2 separate regions of the Homo sapiens genome follow, and region 1 is linked to region 2. Evidence: chromatin loops called from intact Hi-C (ENCODE). Cell type or tissue: A673. All regions are shown on one strand. Links, peaks and the distances in the headings refer to the core of each region. The heading gives the core; the rest is flanking DNA. Region 1 overlaps LOC105373893 (a long non-coding RNA gene). Region 2 holds the start of LOC105373887 (a long non-coding RNA gene).

Region 1 (5,383 bases), core at 321-5,320, 370 kb before region 2:
TCAACCTTATTGCCACCTTACTTCATGTGAAAATTGGATGACTGCTCATCTTATATTAATTATTGTACAATATTGTCTCCCCAGTAAGGTTTTTAAAAACACCCTGGACATAAGCAAATTTTTTTAACTTCTATTAGCAAAGATTAATTTCCAGGAAGAGTTCTGCACACAGCGAACCTCCCCCATTTTTCATGAACTCATGTTAGTTTCCCTTCCAGCCAAGAATGCTTCCGGGTCTTGCTTCTTAATTCTGGAGGTTGTACTTTATTTGGGCCCTGTAGCTCATGTACAGGCAACATTCTACTTCAGTCAGATCACTAAATGAGGCAATTGAGTCACCGCCACCCACAGTAATAACACATTCTGACAAAAACATGAAAGATAGTGTATCTCTGCCTTAACTCATGTGGGTATCAGTAGAGGGGAGAAAGTAAATTCTTTTAAAATACAGACAGAATCTTTTATCAATGAAAAACTGTCATCCGGTCTTTCTTATCTCTTTGTGCAGTGACAGCAGGATTTATCTTTCTTAGAAGCAAGCCTCCAAATGAATATCATGCCTGTTTTGTCAAGGTGAATAGTTTTTCATCACGGGGCAAGTAGACTTGTTTTACATGGGTGTTGTGGTGCACACATACATTTGTTATCGGTCCCTGTGCCCTCCAAGGTGTCCTGAAGCCCATAACACTAGTCCATTTCTCTCACCAACAGGAGAGCCCCCACGTGCTCAAAGTCTGCTCAACAGACCCCAGGTGAGCAAAAATCTCATGATTCTAGGGCAAACTCCTCTGTATGCTATTATAATGGTATAATAGACACATAGTATAAATTTCTGCAAATCCATAGAATGCATTTATAAATTTCTGCAAACCCAAAAAGTGAACTCTAATGTAAACTGTGGACTTTGGCTGATAATGATGTGTCAGCGTGGGTTCATCCATTGTAACAAATGCACCACTCTGGAGAGGGATATTGGAAATGGGGGAGGCTGCATTTGGGGATGAAGAGGTACATGGGAAATCGCTGTATCTTATGCTCAATTTTGCTGTGAACCTAAAATGTATCTAAAATCAAAGTCTTTTTTAAAATGTGATACAATCTCTGCACTTGGCCATATTAGCTCCCTTGTAGCTTCTAGCCTAACTGCTGAGAGAAAGCTGGGCTAGAAACCTCTCCTTTATTGGATGAACAGTCCAGTCTGGAGTCAAGAGTATGAAGAAGTTTTTCCTCCAGGCAGGAGAACTCTGCCATTAGCATGTCTCTCTAGGCACCAGCAAAAAGCAATTCATTGTTTCCATTTTTTTTATTTTTAAAAATGCTTTTATTTTCCTATTAACCCAACTTGAGATTTTCTTCTATATGTTTACTCTCATGGTAATAACAGAAGAATGTCCAGTATCAGGATAATACTAACAGCTAACATTTATTGAGCATTTACTGCATACCAAGGACCATTCTCGGCATGATATGTGTTTTAAGTCATTTAATTATTACAATAGCCTGTGAAGTCATATTATCATTGTCCCCATTTTACAGAGGAAGAAACTAAAACACAGTAGCCTGGGAGGTCACATGGCTGGTAAGCAGGAGAGCCAGGATATGAAGCCAGGTAAACTGGTTCAAGAACCTGTGATCTCAACCACCTCTTTGTTTTGCCCATCAAGAAGCTCCACCGTGGTATTGCCTCATAACATGACTACTTTCCAAACATCCCAGAAGAGTTACACCCTGATAGCAAGGACTTCCCCGGAGACCTCCACTGTGTCTCTTCTCTTTTGCTCAAAGTGGAAGGCATTGTTCCTATGAAGCCCAAAGTGAGACCAAACCCAATGTGACAGGGAAAACTTCTCCCACTCAGGCCAACTCAGTGTCCTCCATGGAGAGTTTCTAGTTGAGAAAGCTTAGAAGTGCTATCATTTAGGACTTGGGGCTAACTTAAGCCAAACAAGGGAATATATTAGAAGAATACCCGAGAGACTTACAGAACTGAAGGAAGATGGAATCTCAGACCTCAGGAAGAATGGGAGCCACAGCAGCTCTGGGGACCCAGCAAAAGGGGCTCAGAGACAGCCTTGTGGGGCAGTTCCAGGAAAATCGCTGTGCTCTCACTGCAAGCTTCCCTGTTCTCATGTGGCTCATACACAGATGTAAATTTCCGGGACAGGGCATCTTGCTGGCTGACCTTGGGTCATGTGCCCAAGCTTGGGGGTCCTTTAGAGGGGCCTCCAGAGGAGCTGTGTGGCTAATTATGGTCACAGAATTACTCCCAGGGGACAGTCAGCTCACACTCCAAGAGATACTACAGCTCACCTTGTTACTTTTAAGTTTATTTTATAAACTGGACAATACAAAGAATAGCTGTCATTAGAAGTTCAGGCTATTCTGGAAATGTAGGACAAGTATTGTTTTCTATTCTACAGATCAAGACTCTGAGACACGGAAAGATTAATTTCCAGGAGATGCTTGAGTTTGTGTTGAATCTCAGATCTTCTAATTCCTGAATGCCATTTTTCCACCTACTTTGTGTCCTGCAGAGCTAAGTGCAAATGCAGAAAACTTTTTATCTCTTCATGGTTTGGCATCTCGAGGCTTTATTTCCCCTCCTTCCTCTCTCCACCCAGCATACGCAGGCATGCCTGCAAACATACTCATTCGCTAGCCCACACACTGCCAGGAAGGAGATAAGCTACACAGTGCAAGGACCCCCCCTGTAGGGAAAGGAGGAGAAGATTAAACCACTGAACGTTTGTGCCCGTGGCTTTGTCAATGGTGATGGATCCTGAGCTGCAGGATCTGCTCTCTCTTGGCAGAGATGCCCAGGAATGTGATTGCCAGCCTCTTCTGCACATGGCTGCCAGCCATCCTGGGCCATGGGCAGGCTCTCATCACTCACATTAGTGTCTGTTTTCCTAGAGCAGGACTGGGGGAGAAAGATTTTATTAGATGCAGCAGAGTGCGTGGCTCACGCAACACTTGAGTGGTTCTCAGTCAGGCATGAACCGTCTGCAGCTGAAGGTTCTGGGATGGTGGCAGGGAAGGAGCCAGGCAGCACTCTCCCTTTCACATCTGGGAGAGCACCTGGGTGCACCCTCCAAAATGCAGTGCCGGTGGGAGAATCAGCGCTGATTAGGACCCCATCAGAGTTAACAAAATAACATTCACTTATGCTAATGGACGTCGAGGGTTAGTTCATCATTACTAGGGAAGCAGATTGGCCTAAGAGAAGCTCAAGTCATAAAACACACTTAAAATCTCTGTCTTGAAATAAGCAAGGGAAGAGACAATTTTTTATTATTGTTTCTCAGTCACAAAAAGAGAGAGAGAGAGTAAAAATGAGTGAAGGTCACCATTCCATTCACAGCTGATCGACTTACATTTCTCTTGGTTCCTGTGCCTATACAGTAAATTGAAGTTGGAAACAGAGGCACATACTAGACGATTTTCTGTTCCTACTTTCATTTTCCCCAAGAGGAGAAGGGACAGTCCTTTTAAAACAACTGAGCTCTTATATCACAGTGATCCTTGTTTAAAATTCGAACGTCATTGGAAACATGTTTCAGCAGAACTAACACAAAACAAGGATTGTGAGAACCACATTATCTCAAAAATAAAAATCCCAAATATACACGCAGTTCAGTGCTTCAGTTTTCCAAAATGTATATGTATAATAAGATTTTGGTATGCTTACATATATACTATCTACATGTATATAATATATAAATACACACAGATAATACCATGTATATATGTGTGTCAATTATATATTACAGGCACGAATATTATACCTCTTTGCATAGGTAAGATATACGTAAAATGTTTGACCCTTGCTCAAACTCTGGGAGGTAGATGGATGAAATTGAGATTCACCATTCGACTGACTTGCCCCAAGACATAAAGCTAGAAATGGCAGAGCCATTCAAGTTGGCTTTTCTGATTCAAGACCAAGTATCTTTCCCCTACTTCATTTTTTTCCATTTTTTCATATATTAGCCCAAGACATATTAAGATGTCTCAAAAAATTATCCTGTGGCATGCACACCTAAGTGCATTGGTGCCACTTGCCCCATGGTGTTATTGGACAATCGGCAACAAAATGTCTACAATAAAACAGCATGTAAACAAACCCCAGATTGGTATAGATCCCTCAGGAGCAGGAAGTTCAGGGTCAATAGCTCTGGAAACATGGATAAATATTTAAACCAACAGAGGAATTTTCCCCTCTGGGAAGGTGCTTAGCTTTGAGAGTGCTTAGAGTGTGCAAGAATGTGCCGATAGGAGCCCAACCTCATCCCAGGACTGATCTGGGAAGTGGAGGGTGAGAGGAGGTGGAGGGGTCTTCATCTGGGCCCCTCACCCATACCTGGGTCTTCCCTCTGGCCTCATCCAGGCTTGTCCTTCATTCTAAATAAGTCACATTCCTACAGCTCTCTCAAAAAGAGTTTAAGCACCAATGACGTCTGCCTTAGTATTAATATCCAAATTTGTAGAGCTCTGAGCCCATATCTGTTCTCACAGCACTGCAGTCTTTCCTCCAAACCTCCCTTGGTTATTTTCGGGAGGCCCTGGGGATGTTCCCGTGCTCCTGAATAAGTCTGTGGAGTTTCTTTCCTCTGGCCTCCTGGGCAAGGGCTGCGCCTCCATCTGTGTGGCTAGTAACTTCACTGAGATTCTGCAGGGCTCGTTCTATAGGGCTCACTGGGGCTACCCACATGGGAACTCCCAGTGCCAGAACTACATGGAGATCTGTGAGGAGTTTGGAGAAAAGAGCCCTGTCCCCATTTCTGTATCTCTGGGCCCTAAATTCCCCTGTGTGTATGCCCAGGATCTCACAAGTCAGCAGAGACCAGTTTGTCAGGCCCTCTATTCAGGTTATGTAGAGAGATAGCCAGTCTTCTTATCTCAGAGAATTCCCTCTCCATGGTAAAAGTCCTACTTCGCCTTCCAACCCAATACCCACCCATCCCAATAATAATTCATGTCAGATCCGCAAGCAGCAACGGTTCAAGCTGAAGCTACCCCTTCCTGTCATGCACACTCTGAGAGGTCTGAGAAAGCTGCCATTAGGGAGGCCGGAGTATTCCTGGAGGGCTTCCTGGTGGAGGTAGCAGTACTTTCAATTCTTAAAGGAAAGACCCGGACAAAAAGGTAAAATAGAACATTTCAGGCCCAAGAACCACTTGATCCTGATTTGTTCACAGGAGATCAATTGAACATACACCTTGAAACCATATGTGAGCAGGCAAAAGCAAGCCATCAGAAGAAAAAAAATAACATTCACTGTTGGAAAACCAAGGCCCTCTCCATATTGACCAGCTTTCCTCCCGCTGCCAGGGTATTTTCCTTTCCTAAGCACAATTCCATTTCCTCTTATATTTGCTCAATG
Region 2 (5,383 bases), core at 83-5,082:
CCTAAAATCCTCATCACAGGCACTTCGATTCTTTGCATTCAGGCATCTTACTTCCAGAAGTTTCCTGTTAAATGCAAATATACACAGAAGAGTCACATGTACTCAGCCTTGGACTTCTTTTTCCAATGCCACCCTTTCACTAACATGTACCAGCTCCCCTCACTACTCCCCAGCAGCCTGAGTCCAGAGCAAAGACCTCTGGCAAACACAAGAACTCTCCCACCAAGAGAAAGGCAGAAACCTAAATTTATGGAGAAAAAAAAAAAAAAACTAGATAGGAAGAGGGAGAAAACAAATAGTCATGCTATCTGACTTCCACCCTGATTTATTTTATGCCCTCCCACAACTAGGGAAAGAAATAGGAATTGGAAGAGGAATTGGTTGGAAAAGAAGAAAAGGATAAGGGGTAACGTAATGGTGATTTGCATACCCATTGTCTTACGAGTGTATTTAGGAATAAAAGTTCTCACTTTTTAAAGTTGTAAAGCCCCATCACATTTTGTTTGATTTGGCTACATGAAACTCTCCTTAAATTACTGCACATGTTTATAAACTTGAATGAATAAAAATTAATTTTGAGTGGGGAGACTTAGAGGGATACGTGTAGCTACACAGAAGGAAACCACAGATATGCAGAACTGGAATTAGCTCTCCGCCTTCCTCACTGAAGCCAGAAGAAAAACTGGAGTCACCATGCATGGAGCAGAATTTAGACCACGTGGAAGACTTTCCTAAAGGAGAGTTGTTGAAACTGAAAGAGAGAATTAGAGGAGATTGGGAGATTTCTTTTTTTGTAAATATTTTTTAAACAGAATCTGTCCCATTTGTGATGGGCTGAAATGTGTAACCGCACCCCCCCCACACACACACACCATTCATGTGTTGAAGCTGTAATCTCCAGAGGGGCAGCATTTGGATACTGGGCCTTTAGGAAGGTAATTAAAGTTAAATAAAGTCATTAATGTAAGGCACTGGGTTTACCGGCAGAAAACACGGCAGCATCCCCGTCAGGAGTCCGGCAATCTCCTCACAACACTCTGACCCATTGGTTCCAGAATCCATGTCCTTTTTTTGAACATACCACCTCCAGGCCTACTCAGCCATCCTTTTTTTTTTTTCTTGGAGTCTCACTCTATCACCCAGGCTGGAGTGCAGTGGTGCCATCTTGGCTCACTGCAACCTCTGCCTCCCAGGTTCAAGTGAGTTTCTTGCCTCAGCCTCCTCCCAGATAGCTGGGATTACAGGCACCCACCACCACGCTCGGCTAAGGGGTCCAGATTCGACCTGTCAAGAAATAAGAGGATGATGCTGTAGAGAAATGGGAAACAGCCATTGTCCCTCACAAACAAACCCAACAGGGGCAGGCAGTGTGCCCCTGTACACCAGGAAGGGATTTTTTTTTTTTCTTTGTAGACAGTCTCACTCTTTTGTCTAGGCTGGAGTGCAGTGGCGCAATCTCGGCTTACTGCAACACCCACCTCCTGGGTTCAAGTGATTCTCATGTCTCAACCTGCCCAGTAGCTGGGATTAAAAGCATACACCACTACACCCAAGTAATTTTTCTATTTTTAGTAGAGATGGGGTTTCACCATGTTGGCCAGGTTGGTCTCGAACTCCTGGGCTCAAGTGATCGGCCTGCCTCGGCCTCCCAAAGTGCTGGGATTACAGGTGTGAACCACCGCACCTGGCCTGGAATGGCTTCTCGAGTCAAAAAGAACCAAAGAAGAGACTGATGCCTTACACTAGGGATGGTGTCAGGAGACAGCTGCCTTCAGGAAGCTGGAGGTGCTGGGATGGGGAAAATGAGGGAATTTTAAAAGGAAATTTGGGGGTAAATATCTCAGCTAAGCATGGGCTTAGGGAAAGGAATTGAACTGCCCCCAAAAGCTGGGACAACTTGCCTGTTTTGAACAAACCTCTGGTTAACATTAAGAGTAGAAATCTGTACTTGATAAAGGACTTCTGTTCCAAAGCTTTTGAAGGAGGAGAAGTGAAGCTATTTCTTTTCTTTTTTTCCTAGTAAATATTTGTATCAAAAATTCTCAAGTTTGTCGCTATTAAAACGAGGTGATGTAGGTGTTTTCATTGGTACTAAGAGGAGCAGGTAAGCTGTGGACTACTGGTAAGCTGCTGGAGGCAAGACTTGATTTGTAGTATTTGCCAATTTCTGGGTTATAAATACTCCCACCAAGGCTGATTTCAAGCTACCAATGGTTTAACAACCAGCTTGCAAAATTCCTATTTAACCAGAGTCTCTGGCAAGTCACCACCAGCTGGCTCCAGCCAACTTCTGCAGGGCATGCAGGCTGAGCAGTGGCAGGTGACCCAGCACAGAACCAGCAGGGAGAGCCAGAGGCCTGGAGAGCAGAGGAGAAATCCCAAGGGTGATGTCAGGAACGCAGGCAGATCCTCCTTTCCAAGATGCATCGCTTCACGAGCACTACTGGAGGTCCAATGTCATGGTCATCCAGCTGTCCCACTTCCTGGAAGGGAGAAGCACATTTCTGTTCTTTGGGATGCACTACCTTATCCCCTGCACACTGTGATTGTGCCATCTGCAGTCCAAGGGAAGAGCAGCAGCCACAGAGAATACCCCAAATCCACCGCAGTCTTAAACTTCCAACATGTCCACAAGAACTTTAGTTTACAGAATAAAGAAAACAAAGGGAAGGAAGGGAATTTTATTTAGAAAAGATCTTCACTAACCATTGTAAAACCAATGAGCCCCACTTCCCCAGGGACCCCAAGAAAATGCCAATGGTTTCCTCCATAAAGTGAGGAAGAGAAAAGGAGTTTCCAAAATCCATGTTTGGATTTGGCCAGACACGTGCTGAATGCTTTTCCCCAGCAGATAGCAACAGGACCCGAGCAATTCCATCACCCATCTACCCCTGACCTTCTGTAGATGACACCTCTTGACTGACCTATACTCTGCACACTCACGTATAATTCATTTAGAACTTCATTCTGTGATCCAGTGTGTCTCAAATAAAATACAAACATACATTTTTGTTTCCAAAACCAAACCAAATGCAAAAGCTGAGACTGGGGCTTATACCTCCCTAGCTTACCCTTCAGTACCCAGCCCTGAGCTCTCCACTTGGCCAATGTTCCATACATTTTTGTCTTTCTCCCCTGCAGAAATTCACCAGGGGATTCTCTCTAAAGGCTTATGCCAGTCACTTCCAGGGTGTTATGAAAACCTATTTTTTGGCCCATGGGGCAGAGAATTGGGTAGAATTTGAGCCAGCACTGGCAAGCATTAAACTAATGCTTGATGAAGTGGATTAACTAAAAGATAGGATTATCAATACATAACCTAGTGGTTCTTATTATATGTATGTGAGTTATCCATTTAAGAGTCCAGGTAGGGTAATACGTTTAAACAGTGCATACGTAAGAAGACACAGAGGGTGTGAATGATGCATATGTTTCCACCAGCCCTCTGGCTGTGCTTCAAGCTGAAAACTCCTGCATTTCCTTGGACTAAGGAACCACAACTAAGAAGGCATTTATTGGGAACGATAAAGGAGAAAGGGTGACCTCTGCTGGGGAAATGAGTTTGTATCTCATTATTTTCTCCAACTCTGTGAAGAAAAAAGTGAATAAAGTGGGAGGAGGTAGAAATGTAACAATGTCCTCCAGGAACAAATGATCATTTTTCCCCACTAATAATTTCTACAATCTCATCAACAAAAGGTCATTGTTTGTTTGGCACATGAACTCTTTAATGATGTGTAGAAATGAGATTCGACTAGGTTTTATAGTGTTTAATAATCATTCTCTAGAAAAAAATGAAGAAATGCTTTCATTTGGAACTGAATAATTTGCTTTATTTTCCTTTTTCTTTTTTGATATTTCACTAATGAAATGAAGAATCTGCAACTGCTTTTTAAATATGAGAACTACTTAGAATAAATGAAAGTCCAGCCCCCAAATGTCTCATTAAGGTCTACAAGTATTCGTTGGATAAATCCACATTTTAGGAATTAAAATATTAAAAACACTTTCAAACAATCTCTACATTTTACAATTGAATGTTTTATGAAGAATGGGAAATACATTACATCGCTTTAAAACTCAGCAATGCTCAGAACAAAATCACTTCTTTGTCGTTCTCATTACATTGCTTGATTTCACTCCTTTGCGTGTCTTTCATCGCCTTTTGACGAGCAAAAAACATGTGTTGTGCCACTGGCCCTCCAACAGCATTCAGTTATTAGTCAGACTTTCCCTGATTCTAGACATCACTTTGGTCTTTAGCTTTGCCAAGTTTAAAGCAAAATACCTAATTTCAAGTTTTCCATAGAAAAGCTGGGCAAGATCCTTTTAAATCTAGCTTTTTAATTGTGTGATGCTGGTGCACATGTAATTCTTCTGTGTGTGTAATTAGGCTCATCAAGGGAGGGAGTGAAGAGGGGACACACAGGAAAGCAGACTTGGAATATCATTCAGAGTTATAGAAGCTGGATTACACTTTTGGGAAACCGTATGTCCTTTGGGAGTCATGACTATAAAAGACATCAGTATCCACTGTAATGGAACCCATGCTCTATCTTTACCAAAAAAATTTAATAAATCAACTTAAATAGAGTGTTTCTTTAAATACCTGTTTATATGTCCTACATAATAAAAGAATTGTATCTTTGTCAGATGCTTTGCTTAAGCTAGTGCACGCTTCCTTCCCACTTCCCTCAGCCTGATGACACAACAGACTATTTCATCGTCAACACCTTTTTGGAAATTGGGCAGAGAGGACAGAGAAAGGGGAAAGAGTAGATTTAACGTTTATTGGTTGGGTTCCTGCCTGGGCCTAAACTGGGGTGGGTGGGGAGGAGAAAAGAATAGGAGTGAAAACAGGTCAAACAGGACTCATTCCCAGCACTTGCCATGACCTCTTCACTCCCTTGCTTTTTCCTCTAATATCATAAACGTATTCATTCTTTCCTCAGAATATCAAGGAGATGTATTCTTCCTTGAAGGCAATGTTTTTGCTTCCTTTTGTTTTATTAAAAAAGTAGACAATGAATTAAGAAATTAATCAATTCTAAATGTTCATATTTATTTAAATGCCAGTATGCATCGAGTTTTTAAAAAATTAACATAAGACCCTAAAAATTCAAGTAATTGTATCTAATATTAATGACAAGAAACAGTAAAGATGGAAGAAACATATTCCTGAAACCATATGTATTTCTTAGAAAAAGGTGACCTTACAGGTGTAATCATTCATATTAGCATTCGATAGACAACCATCAGTTAAGTAAGTCACTACAAAGGCCTAAGTCATTTCTCTCATTTGATTAATATTAAGCACCTGCTGTATGCCATGCACTGCGCCGGGCATTAGGGAGACAACTCTAATAAAGTCAGATTTCCTTCT

The links. Peaks named below come from ENCODE experiments on the same cell type or tissue, not always from the same donor. Only the 100,000 strongest peaks of a DNase experiment are listed, where the experiment ranks them.
Region 1: it touches region 2 in a loop (2.9-fold over the local background); 2 of 110 quality-filtered maps call a loop at or near these places.

What each region holds. Positions count from the first base shown.
Region 1 is chr2:220,102,561-220,107,943 of GRCh38, reverse strand. All of the region lies in intron 2 of LOC105373893 (a long non-coding RNA gene), which reads right to left. Among named protein-coding and RNA genes, the nearest start is that of MIR4268, 200 kb to the right of the region's middle. In A673, for the core only: a CTCF peak has its summit at 2,713; a DNase peak (open chromatin) is centred at 2,673; H3K27ac peaks cover 698 bases.
Region 2 is chr2:219,734,554-219,739,936 of GRCh38, reverse strand. LINC02832 (long intergenic non-protein coding RNA 2832) reads right to left here. Exons shown (of 2, transcript NR_185880.1): 2 at 2,009-2,483. It overlaps LOC105373887 (a long non-coding RNA gene), which reads right to left and starts at 1,138. Exons shown (of 3, transcript XR_923923.2): 1 at 982-1,138. In A673, for the core only: CTCF peaks have their summits at 2,559 (motif pointing left) and 3,543 (motif pointing left); DNase peaks (open chromatin) are centred at 2,526 and 3,506; H3K27ac peaks cover 684 bases.